2 separate regions of the Homo sapiens genome follow, and region 1 is linked to region 2. A link is a contact called in ENCODE Hi-C data. All regions are on one chromosome and are shown on one strand. Each heading gives the region's core, a stretch centred on a gene start or an enhancer-like site at or near the end of the contact. The rest is flanking DNA. Distances are from core to core; before and after follow the strand shown. Region 1 holds the start of OR51G1 (olfactory receptor family 51 subfamily G member 1). Region 2 holds the start of OR51F1 (olfactory receptor family 51 subfamily F member 1).

Region 1 (5,422 bases), core at 1,337-3,836, 150 kb before region 2:
GCATTTCATCTCTTTTTATCCATTCACTCATACATTTATTCAACATGTATTGAGCAGACTTTACTAAGTTCCAAATCTGTGCTAGGCTTGTGAGCTCTGATGATGCAGCAATTCCATTTCTTGGGTGTGAGTCATGATGTGCTTTTATTTATTTTTTTTCCTCATACCTTATACACTTGCCTCTTACCCATATCCAAAATATAATATGCAAGGACTATATTTTGAAAGTGAGAAAATAAATGGGATGGAATACTATGATTGCAACCTCTCACTAGGTAGGCAGAATGACTTTTCTCTGTCTGGAGACATAAATGTGAACATAGATGACCTCCAAAGGTTTCTGGTATTTCTCAAACTCTGAAATGGCTCAGAGTAAGATAGAATCAAACCAGCTTCACTATGCCTGCTGGCTGAAAAGTCATACATATATTTAAACTTTTACTTGAATTTCTCTTTTATTGATGGAAAATTTTCTCTTCTTTATTGCTATTTCTTATTAAAATATGTTGCCATTTTCTCACTTAATGAATGCTCTCTCTCCCATAAGGGCTTGCATCACTGCCTAAACTGCTCACAGCAAACTCTGCAAATCCTTTGATATCTACTTTTTCCTTCACAGCCCAGTTCCCCTCCAAGTCTCTACTTCTTTCCTTTATTTCTTCCTCTTTCCTTGCCATCGTTCTTTATATCCCTTTTTTTTGCTTCTCATTTGAAATCATAAAACAAGAATGGTTTTATTCTTATATTAAATTGTTATTATTTTATTGTTATTCATTTGGATTTGAAATGTGAGTGGCAAAAGCTACAGGGATTGTATTCTTTCTTCAGTAGAGGCCCTTCAATGTGCTTCTACTTTGCCAGGAAAGAAACAGAAGCTTTTTGAAAGAATGTTCTCAACTTCCTATCTTTCTTTTCTAAAAAATCCTAATATTCTCACCCATCTGTAGATTTTCTCTCAGAGGGAAATGGCACAGAATATAAACTTTTTACTTAATCCTCCTCACCCACTAATAAGGTAAGCCCTTACAATGCTTTGCCAGTCTATTAAAACAGTCTCTGAAAAATTAACAGTGACTTAGCCATTGTAAGTAAAATGTCTAAAAAACAAACAAACAAACAAACAAACTTGTCCTACTTCATTTTTTTTTTTTTTGTAGTTAACAGTGGTGGCTTGGTTTTATTGACATTATGTACTATTACTTTCATCCTATTTCTCTGATTCTCCATTCTCTGTCCCCTTTCTAGTTTTAACATTATGACCTGCCCTCATTTAAAAGTTATCAGTTTTATGAACTGACCCCCCATCTTTCCTTTTCACCATTCATCTCCTAGGGACTTTCTCCATACCCACGGTGCATACCTGTAACTCAAGCCCTCAGTCACACCACAATCGCTACATATAATATCCTCTAGACCCTCTCCCCAGAAATTTCTCTTTAAATTCAGCATATCCAAACTGGACTCGGTCTCTAAAACATGTGTCTTCTGTTGCCATCCATCTTGACTTATTGAATGGTATTCATATAATGGAAATGTCTATTCATAGACTTTTCCAAGATAGGAAACGCATGGGATTTTAAATTTAATTTTTTTAATGTTCTCTTCTAATGGCTAAAGTACTGTGCAATAGTAGTGGGAAAATACGGTTTAATGTCCAATAACATAGACTTTGCAGTACAATGTCAGGGTTTAAATTTCATCCCCAACACTTACTTGCTCTGTAAACCTACCCAGGTCACTTTACCTCTCTGCGCTACAATTTTCTCACCTGTACTATGCTCCTAAGAATAGAACTTACAAGATAGAACTGGTGTCAGAGTTGAATGATGTAATGCACATTAGGCATTTACAAATTAACAGGCTCACAATGCATTTAATAAATGTTATCTTTTAGGATTTTAATGCATGTGACAATGTACTAGTCACACTACACTTATATATATATAACACAATAGAGCATTTTTCAATGCAATTGAATAAAATTTATGAAGGCAGAACAAAGGAGAACTCAGTTCAGATATTACAGGAACAGACCTGGATACCTAGATGTCATATCAATCCCAGCCCCACAGGCAAAACTCACTCTGAATGCCTTCTGGTTTCGTTTCCTCATTCTAAACCAAAGATTTCAGGCTTTTCCTGGTGATTTCAGATTTTTCTCCTTTGCTCCTTGTGTTTCAAACCTAGTGTAAATCTCTTCTTCCTTCCCATCTCTAGATCCAGTCCTGGCTTAACTGCCCTGCTATTAAAGACATACATCTCGTATCATATCTCTCAGAACGAAGTCCCAAATTCCCCTTTTCTAGAATTGTTTTCTGAAGTCCAAGATTCTTCCAAGATGTTCCTTTGTTCCAGGCTTCAGATTAGCCTACTATTATTTGCCTCCTCATCCATCAAAAGTCTCCTTCCTAGACCCAGTAGAAAAGGCTAATAGATCAGCCCCCACCCAGTTCTCCCCTATGCCATCTGCAGATGCTTCCTTACTGGCTGATCTTGGGACATTTAGGTGAGTGAGAATTCAGCCTTGTCACTTTCCAGGAATCTCATTCTATATTCCAGGTTTCTGAGTCCAAGATTGTAAAGCTATGACAATTCTTCTTAATAGCAGCCTCCAAAGAGCCACTTTCTTCCTGACGGGCTTCCAAGGTCTAGAAGGTCTCCATGGCTGGATCTCTATTCCCTTCTGCTTCATCTACCTGACAGTTATCTTGGGGAACCTCACCATTCTCCACGTCATTTGTACTGATGCCACTCTCCATGGACCCATGTACTATTTCTTGGGCATGCTAGCTGTCACAGACTTAGGCCTTTGCCTTTCCACACTGCCCACTGTGCTGGGCATTTTCTGGTTTGATACCAGAGAGATTGGCATCCCTGCCTGTTTCACTCAGCTCTTCTTCATCCACACCTTGTCTTCAATGGAGTCATCAGTTCTGTTATCCATGTCCATTGACCGCTACGTGGCCGTCTGCAACCCACTGCATGACTCCACCGTCCTGACACCTGCATGTATTGTCAAGATGGGGCTAAGCTCAGTGCTTAGAAGTGCTCTCCTCATCCTCCCCTTGCCATTCCTCCTGAAGCGCTTCCAATACTGCCACTCCCATGTGCTGGCTCATGCTTATTGTCTTCACCTGGAGATCATGAAGCTGGCCTGCTCTAGCATCATTGTCAATCACATCTATGGGCTCTTTGTTGTGGCCTGCACCGTGGGTGTGGACTCCCTGCTCATCTTTCTCTCATACGCCCTCATCCTTCGCACCGTGCTCAGCATTGCCTCCCACCAGGAGCGACTCCGAGCCCTCAACACCTGTGTCTCTCATATCTGTGCTGTACTGCTCTTCTACATCCCCATGATTGGCTTGTCTCTTGTGCATCGCTTTGGTGAACATCTGCCCCGCGTTGTACACCTCTTCATGTCCTATGTGTATCTGCTGGTACCACCCCTTATGAACCCCATCATCTACAGCATCAAGACCAAGCAAATTCGCCAGCGCATCATTAAGAAGTTTCAGTTTATAAAGTCACTTAGGTGTTTTTGGAAGGATTAAGTTAGAGTAAAGAGAGGAAGTTTTGGACATAAAGCCCACAGGTTTCTGTTTGTTTTCAGCTGTGCTGTGGCAAAATAATAAACCGTTGACTGTCAACAAAAAGGCAATTGGCTGTGCAACATAAGGCAGTGTGACCAGGAGAAAGTTACTTACCTCTCTGTTCTCCAGTTTCCTCAACTGCAGAATGAGCAAGGAAATAATTATAATACCTTCCTTCCTCATAGGGATGTTGTAAATATTTAATAATTTAGGTAGTTTTCTAACACAGTGTCTGGCAAATATACAATTTTCAATAAATATTAACCATTATGATTGGACAAAATCTAAAACAGTACAAAAGTTTCATCTTTCAATTCTCTGGCCAGTGTAATTTCATTGATGATTAACTGTTTAAACATATTTTTATTTATTTATTTTTATGTTACTTTATCATAATTACAGATTTTATTCATTTACAACATATTTGTACATATCTATATCCACACCCCAGGCAATGATTTTTCATGATAGTCTTTACTAAACATATGCCCACAAAATTAAGAAAAGGAGGAGACACCCTGGGAGTTTAAGGGAAGTTATCAAATTGAAACAGCACAAAATTATGCATGGATAATCCTCAAAAGATGTAATTGAGATTGAGGATTATCACCTGAGTAACTGGGGAAAAGCCTTGATTTCTTCCTTTAGATATGAAGGTAAAAGAGTAAAAATGTAAAAGAAAATTATGTGTTATTTTGTGCTTATTTGTAAGACGTTTCTCTCATCTCTGTATCTAGCCATATCAAACAAAGTCTGCATGAAGAAACAAATACTGCTGTTTTTCTTTCTTGGTGTATTTTGATATTCCTTGGCATATAAATCTGCTGTGTCATGCTTGTTTGTGTTGGTACATATATCCTAGTTGGCCAGTTTGTGTGAATTCATTTCTGTACATTATCACATATATCTAGATACATAGGGAGTGAACTTAGTAACTCTTTATATATTCATGTAGGTATTTTCTGCTATGACTTTATGTGGAGTCATGAGAAGGAGAGGGTTTTAAACAGCAATTTCTTCTCTTTCTAGTTACCTTGTCTTGACTCTAGATTCCAGAAAGGAAAGTCACCAGAAGGAAAACATAAAAATGTGAAATTCACCATGAAGAAGAAGTAAATTTAACTAGTAGAGCTAGAAGCAAGTTACCTACACTAAAAATTATCAATTAAGTTGATCATTTTTTCATATGCTTGTTGGCCATTAAGTGAAACATCTCAGAAACAGAAAGTCAAATACTGCATGTTCTCCCTTATAAGTGAAAGCTAAATAATGTTTACACCTGGACATAGTGTTCGAAATAATAAACACTGGTGACTCAGAAATGTAGGAGAATGGGAGGGCAGTAAGGCATGAGAAATTACCTAATGGGTACAATACACATTACTCAGGTGATGGTTACAGTAAAAGGCCAGACTTCACCACTATGCAATATATCTATGTAACAACACTGCACTTGTACCCTTTAAAATTATACAAATTTTTTAAAAGCAATAACTTTTAATAAAACTTTTTAAAAATTAATAAAGATCTATTTTAGAGCCTCTTCTTTCCCTGTGAAGAAGACACCAAAGAAAACAACTGCAAACATAACCGCTTTTGCATAACTTTAAATAAGTGCATATGATCATGAATACATACAAAGGTACACAATGGCTCGAGTATTTTAAATATGTAGATTCATACAAATATACATTCTCGTGAAATACCAAGTTTTGATAAGATACATGCACTGAACAACAGTGCTTACATGCTCACACAAGTGAAACCATACAGATCTGCACATGCATGCATATGTGTCCCAAATTAGAAACCTTCCGTAACTACACTTTTTC
Region 2 (5,966 bases), core at 2,917-5,416:
ATGTATGTTCATTGCAGCATTGTTCGCAATAGTAAGGACATGGAGTTAACCCAAATGCCCACTAATGATAGACTGGATAAAGAAAATGTGGTACATATAAACCATGGAGTACTATGCAGTTATAAAAAGGAATGAGATCATGTTCTTTTCAGGGACATGGATGAGGCTGGAAGACATTATCCTCAGCAAACTCATGCAGGAACAGAAAACCAAACACTTCATGTTCTCACTTATAAGTGGGAGCTGAACAATGAGATCACATGGACACAGAAAGGAGAACAACACACACTGGGGCCCGTCAGGGGGTGAGGTGGGGGCAAAGGGAGAGTATTAGGAAAAATAGCTAATGCATTCTGGGCTTAATACCTAGGTGATGGGTGGATAGTCGCAGCAAACCACCATGGCACATGTTTACCTGTGTAACAAACCTGCACATCCTGCACATGTACTCCAGAACTAAAAATAAAAATAAAAATTCAAAACCAATTAGCAAAAAAAAAAAAAAAAACCCCACAAACACTACACCTCTGAATTCCTGTAAGTCAGGAGTCTGAATACAGCTTTGCTGAGTTTTCTCCAAAGGCTGTGTCTCATTTGAAGCCTTATTGTGGAAGGCTATCCTTCCAAGCTTATGAAGTGTTGCTAGATTCTATTAGTTCCTTGTGGCCTGTTGAGTTGAGGGACTCAGTTTCTTGCTACATGTTGGCTAGGAGGCCATGTTCAGTTCTTGGCTGGTTGTTAGCTGGAGTCCACTCTTAGTCTTTTGCCACATAGGTTTGCCAAACATGGAACCTTGATTCACCAAAGACAGATCTTATATGACATATATGTGATGATATCCTGTCAACTTTGCCATATTCTATTGGTTAGAAGTTAGTCAGAGGTCCTACCCACACTCAACAGCAGAGGATAAACATGGGCTGAGTCCAAGAAGGTAGGAGTACTGAGGGACTATTTTATTATTTTACAATCTGACCGTCACAGATATTTGGGTGAAAACTCTAGATAGTTAGCTCTTTAAGACAACAGAGGCGAAACTTTTAATTATTTATTTCTGACTTATAAAATGATTTGATTATAGTTCATTTTTGTCGTGGAAGTATTAGTCAAAACAGTTGATGGGAATGCCGGGTAGAGATATAGTGCTTCAATTGAACCCATCACACTTTCAGCCATTAAAATTACTTGAACAGGAATGCACAGGAGTAATAGCAGAGTAGAAATCAAAGAAAAATAGCTGAGTGAGGAACAAATTACTGGTATTATTGATACCTAAACAAAAACAAGACTGTCTCCACAAATGTGCAGCTTCTCTATAAAGGAGAAACAAAAGGCTTGAATGTGAGACTTTTCTTATGAACCTAGAATTAGTAGACTGTAAAGTGTCTGCATCCATTAGTCAACTGCCTACACTGACAAAAATGAAAAAACTCTCTCAATAATCAGGTGCTTGAAAGTATTAATGCAAGAAAACAGCAGGGAACAGAGTAAGAATACATGCACATGAGAACATCATTCATTCATGGTAACCCTAGCTACTAGCAAAACAGGGCCAAATTAATATATCAGGAGCTGACACATTTACTGGGGGAAAACTCAGTGTTTGAAAAAGAATGGATTTGAGAATGGACATCTATCATTCTCCCTATGGTTCAATGTGGAAATGTAGGCATAGGAGCCTAGAGACTGGGTGTAAAGTTTTCCCTCTTTATTGTGACCATAATGATCCCAGTGAACAGTGGTTTCTTTTCCTATCTTGCCAGTACACTTATAATCCAGAGACAATGATGTACATCTCTCTATTCCCCAATGCTATGAACAGTGTGTAAATTTTCTATTTATATGCATAATTTGGTTTATTTTCCTCTGCATTTAATGTCCCTGTGGACCACAGGTTACTTGGATTAGTAACTAAAACCCTCTGGGATTACACACTCCTGCCCTCTAATTTTTATAGATAGGGAGAGAGGGTGGTTTCTTTTTTGCTCTGTCTTTGGCTGCAGAGAGACATAAATCATACAAATAATCTCACAGCTCAATTCTACCTTACTATAAAGTCCATGGCTCCAGAACTGTAGTCTATCCTTCCTCATCTAGCAAAGACAGAGAAGGTTCCTCTTTCCACGTAAAGCTGGTAAGAAGGGAGATAGATATATTTATCGTGTTGACTTTTACTTTGTTACCTATTCACAAATAGTCATATGGGTTTATAGAAAAGTCAGATATCATGAGGGTTTGCCCTGTCCTCATCGATCCACATAACATGTAGATATACAACCTCTAATAATTCATACTTAAATATTTTCATAATGTTTCTCAGATTGAATTGAAAATCAGACAACTGGAGATTTAAAATAAACCACAGAATACTAGCATAAAGGGAACAGTAACTTGTATCCTTGCTACAGAATATTTACTCTCATGAATTTGACACATCTAATTTTTTAAAGACTTGATTGAAAAATACTAACATTATACTCATGAATACTGCTATTATTTAATTTAATTCTCCCCAGAATTGATTTGAACAATATAAATATATTAATTGACAAAATTATTCTTGGAATTTTACTTGAAAGAGGCGATATAGCATTTCTGTTTACTGAGCCAATTGCCCTTCTCATTCGCTGTCTCCTGAAAACGTCTACTGTATCCGGAAGCCAGCAGCCATCACTTTACACTTTTGAACAGCAGTAAATTACCCCCAAATACTTCACAGAGAAAAAGGTAACAATTTCCTTATATAACTCTCCACAAACTTACATATTTGACACTTACTAGTGTCAGTGCAAATGATGGTCCTCATTTTTTTGAAGGTTACTCATGCTCTACACTTAATCACCCACTACTTTCTTAAGGACTTTTATAGATCAATAAATCCTTCACATTCTATATTTTAAATTTCTCATTATCTGCTACATTTTTAACCTCCGTTTATAAACATATCAATTTCTCGAATTCTGTCCCATCTTGCAAAAATTCTCCATCTACCTGATACCCCTTCTTTAGACATGGCCTACTTCTCCCCTTGCCTTCACTGCCAAGTTTCTTAAAATAAACCGTACCTCCACTGCTAATACTTTCATCATTACCACACTGTAGCAGGTTCTCAATTTTCCACTGTTTTTTCTGGGATCGCTAATGGCTCTCAGCTGCATTTGAATTTTTTAATCCTTACTAGGCTTCACAGCGCAAGCAATTCGACACAGCTGCTCATGTAACATCCGGTCTTCACACCATGTTTTTTTTTTTTCTTCTTTTTTAGACGGAGTCTCTCACTGTCACCAGGCTGGAGTGCGGTGGTGCAATCTTGGCTCACTGCAACCTCTGCCTCCTGGGTTCAAGCGATTCTCCTGCCTCAGCCTCCCAAGTAGCTGGGACTACAGATACACGCCACCATGCCCAGCTAATTTTTGTATTTTTAGTAGAGACGGGGTTTCACCATGTTGGCCAGGATGATCTTGATCTCTTGACCTCGTGATCCGCCCACCTCTGCCTCCAAAGTGCTGGGATTACAGGCATGAGCCACCTGCCCAGCCTCTTTTGGTTTTCATAGTCCCCATAAAACCAGTCTCATCTTGCTTTAGTGTATATAGTGCATTCCAGTCTTCTGGAGAGTTCTGTCCTCATTGTTTTTCTCTTATAATTCTAGTCTCTGAAGTTGTTTACCTATAGTGTTGGATGAAAATGATAAATATACATTGATAACTTTATATTCCTGGCAAATATCTGGAGATCTGTGTCTGCAGACTCATACCCTTATGGTCACTGAAGAACCATGGATATTTTTAAGTGGCTATTATTCATTGTACTCACAAAATATTCAAAATTGAGGATACTTATTTTTTCTCAGCTAAGTCTTTATTCAAATAATCTTACAATATGATGCATCTTAATATATTCTGTAAATGGACACTATCATGAAAATGTATAAAATCATATGGACATATTTCCCTTGAATTTTATGGTACAAAAACATATTTTTGTGAACTATTTCTGATTATGAGTGGTAGATGAACATTATAATTTAATTTAAAGGTTTCTCAATGATGCAGATCTTATCTATGACCTTGGATAACTCTACTAACTAAAAGAAAATGTATCTAAATATTTTACATAACACTTAATGTATCACTTCTATAGGATGGAAGCATTGTGAGGACAAATGCTGCAAAACCAGGACACCATGGAAATCCTAAGCAACTCAACATCTAAATTTCCAACCTTCTTGTTGACCGGCATTCCTGGCCTAGAGTCTGCCCATGTCTGGATCTCCATTCCTTTCTGTTGTTTTTATGCCATTGCCCTCTCTGGGAACAGCGTGATCCTGTTTGTCATCATTACCCAGCAGAGTCTCCATGAACCCATGTATTATTTCCTCTTCAGGCTATCAGCCACTGATCTGGGCTTGACTGTTTCTTCATTGTCAACAACATTAGGTATCCTCTGGTTTGAGGCACGTGAAATCAGTCTATATAGCTGCATTGTCCAGATGTTTTTTCTTCATGGATTCACTTTTATGGAATCTGGAGTGCTGGTGGCTACAGCCTTTGACCGTTATGTGGCCATCTGTGACCCTCTGAGGTACACTACCATTCTCACTAATTCCAGAATCATTCAAATGGGTCTTCTGATGATTACACGTGCTATAGTACTAATATTGCCACTACTTTTGCTCCTTAAGCCTCTCTATTTCTGTAGAATGAATGCCCTTTCTCACTCCTATTGTTACCATCCAGATGTGATTCAATTAGCATGTTCAGACATTCGGGCAAATAGCATCTGTGGATTAATTGATCTCATCCTGACCACTGGAATAGATACACCATGCATTGTCCTGTCATATATCTTAATTATTCACTCTGTCCTCAGAATTGCCTCCCCTGAAGAATGGCACAAGGTCTTCAGCACCTGTGTCTCCCATGTGGGAGCAGTTGCTTTCTTCTACATCCACATGCTGAGCCTGTCCTTGGTGTATCGCTATGGTCGGTCAGCCCCCAGAGTAGTCCATTCAGTGATGGCTAATGTATACCTGCTTTTACCCCCTGTGCTCAACCCCATCATCGACAGTGTAAAAACAAAACAAATCCGCAAGGCTATGCTCAGTCTGCTGCTTACAAAATGAACAGACATAGTTTTATTTGATACAAACCTGGCATGAATGACTTGCACTGTAGAAAAGCGAACTTGCTCTCTTACTGCCTATTGCATGTGGGTTTTTAAAATATTTTTCATTCACCAAACAAATAGTAAATATGTTGTATATTTGGTCATAAAATATAAGTATGATATATCACCCAAGACATTTGTAGTGGAATTAGGAAAATAACAATAATGAAATGATAAATAATACTCCTGGCAATTAACATGTATTGACTCTTTGTTTCAGGCTAGGTGTTCTACTAACTGCTTTTAAGACATATTCCATTTATTCTTCCAAAACAGCGAAATGAAATATATATTACTATTAGCGATATATTACAGATGATGGAACAGATTTATAGACATTTAGGCCCCCAAAGGCCATGTGAATAACATGAGGCACAGTTGAGATTTGAACCCAGGTGTTCTGTATCTCAAATGCTATGCTCTTCATCACTGTATTACATACTCTGCCAAAGTCATGTAGCAGAAATGTTTTAAGATCAAAAGTAAGACCTGGATCTCCATGGTTCCATCCTTTGTCTTAAAAAGTTGTAGTAACCTTCTTAGAATATACTCTAGCTGTTTTCTTCATGGATAATTCATAATACAAAAGGTAGGAATAGATATGTCATGGCATGTGAGTCACTATCCAGTGTTGGACAGTCCAAAGAAAAGCTTTAGGGGTGAGGCACACTTGCTAATTTATCACAGGGAATGGGAACTTGAGAGAACTAGAAAAGAATGTAAAGTAAATTACAAGGAAGTTTGGGGCAGATGTTCTGAACCTTTTTCTGCATTGTGGTCCCTTAGAAAGCTAATGA

The links. A loop is a pair of places that touch in the nucleus more often than their neighbours do.
Region 1: a loop to region 2 is called in a map with no recorded cell type, with 2.6 times the contacts of the local background. The contact joins the promoter of OR51G1 here to the promoter of OR51F1 in region 2. A Hi-C loop is called at or near these places in 1 of 37 single-sample maps with no recorded cell type.

What each region holds. Positions count from the first base shown.
Region 1 is chr11:4,921,503-4,926,924 of GRCh38, reverse strand. OR51G1 (olfactory receptor family 51 subfamily G member 1) reads left to right here and starts at 2,586. Exons shown (of 1, transcript NM_001005237.1): 1 at 2,586-3,551. The coding sequence starts at 2,586. The coding sequence ends at 3,551. The region is part of intron 2 of MMP26 (matrix metallopeptidase 26); the gene reads right to left.
Region 2 is chr11:4,768,138-4,774,103 of GRCh38, reverse strand. OR51F1 (olfactory receptor family 51 subfamily F member 1) reads left to right here and starts at 4,166. Exons shown (of 1, transcript NM_001004752.2): 1 at 4,166-5,125. The coding sequence starts at 4,166. The coding sequence ends at 5,125. All of the region lies in intron 2 of MMP26 (matrix metallopeptidase 26), which reads right to left.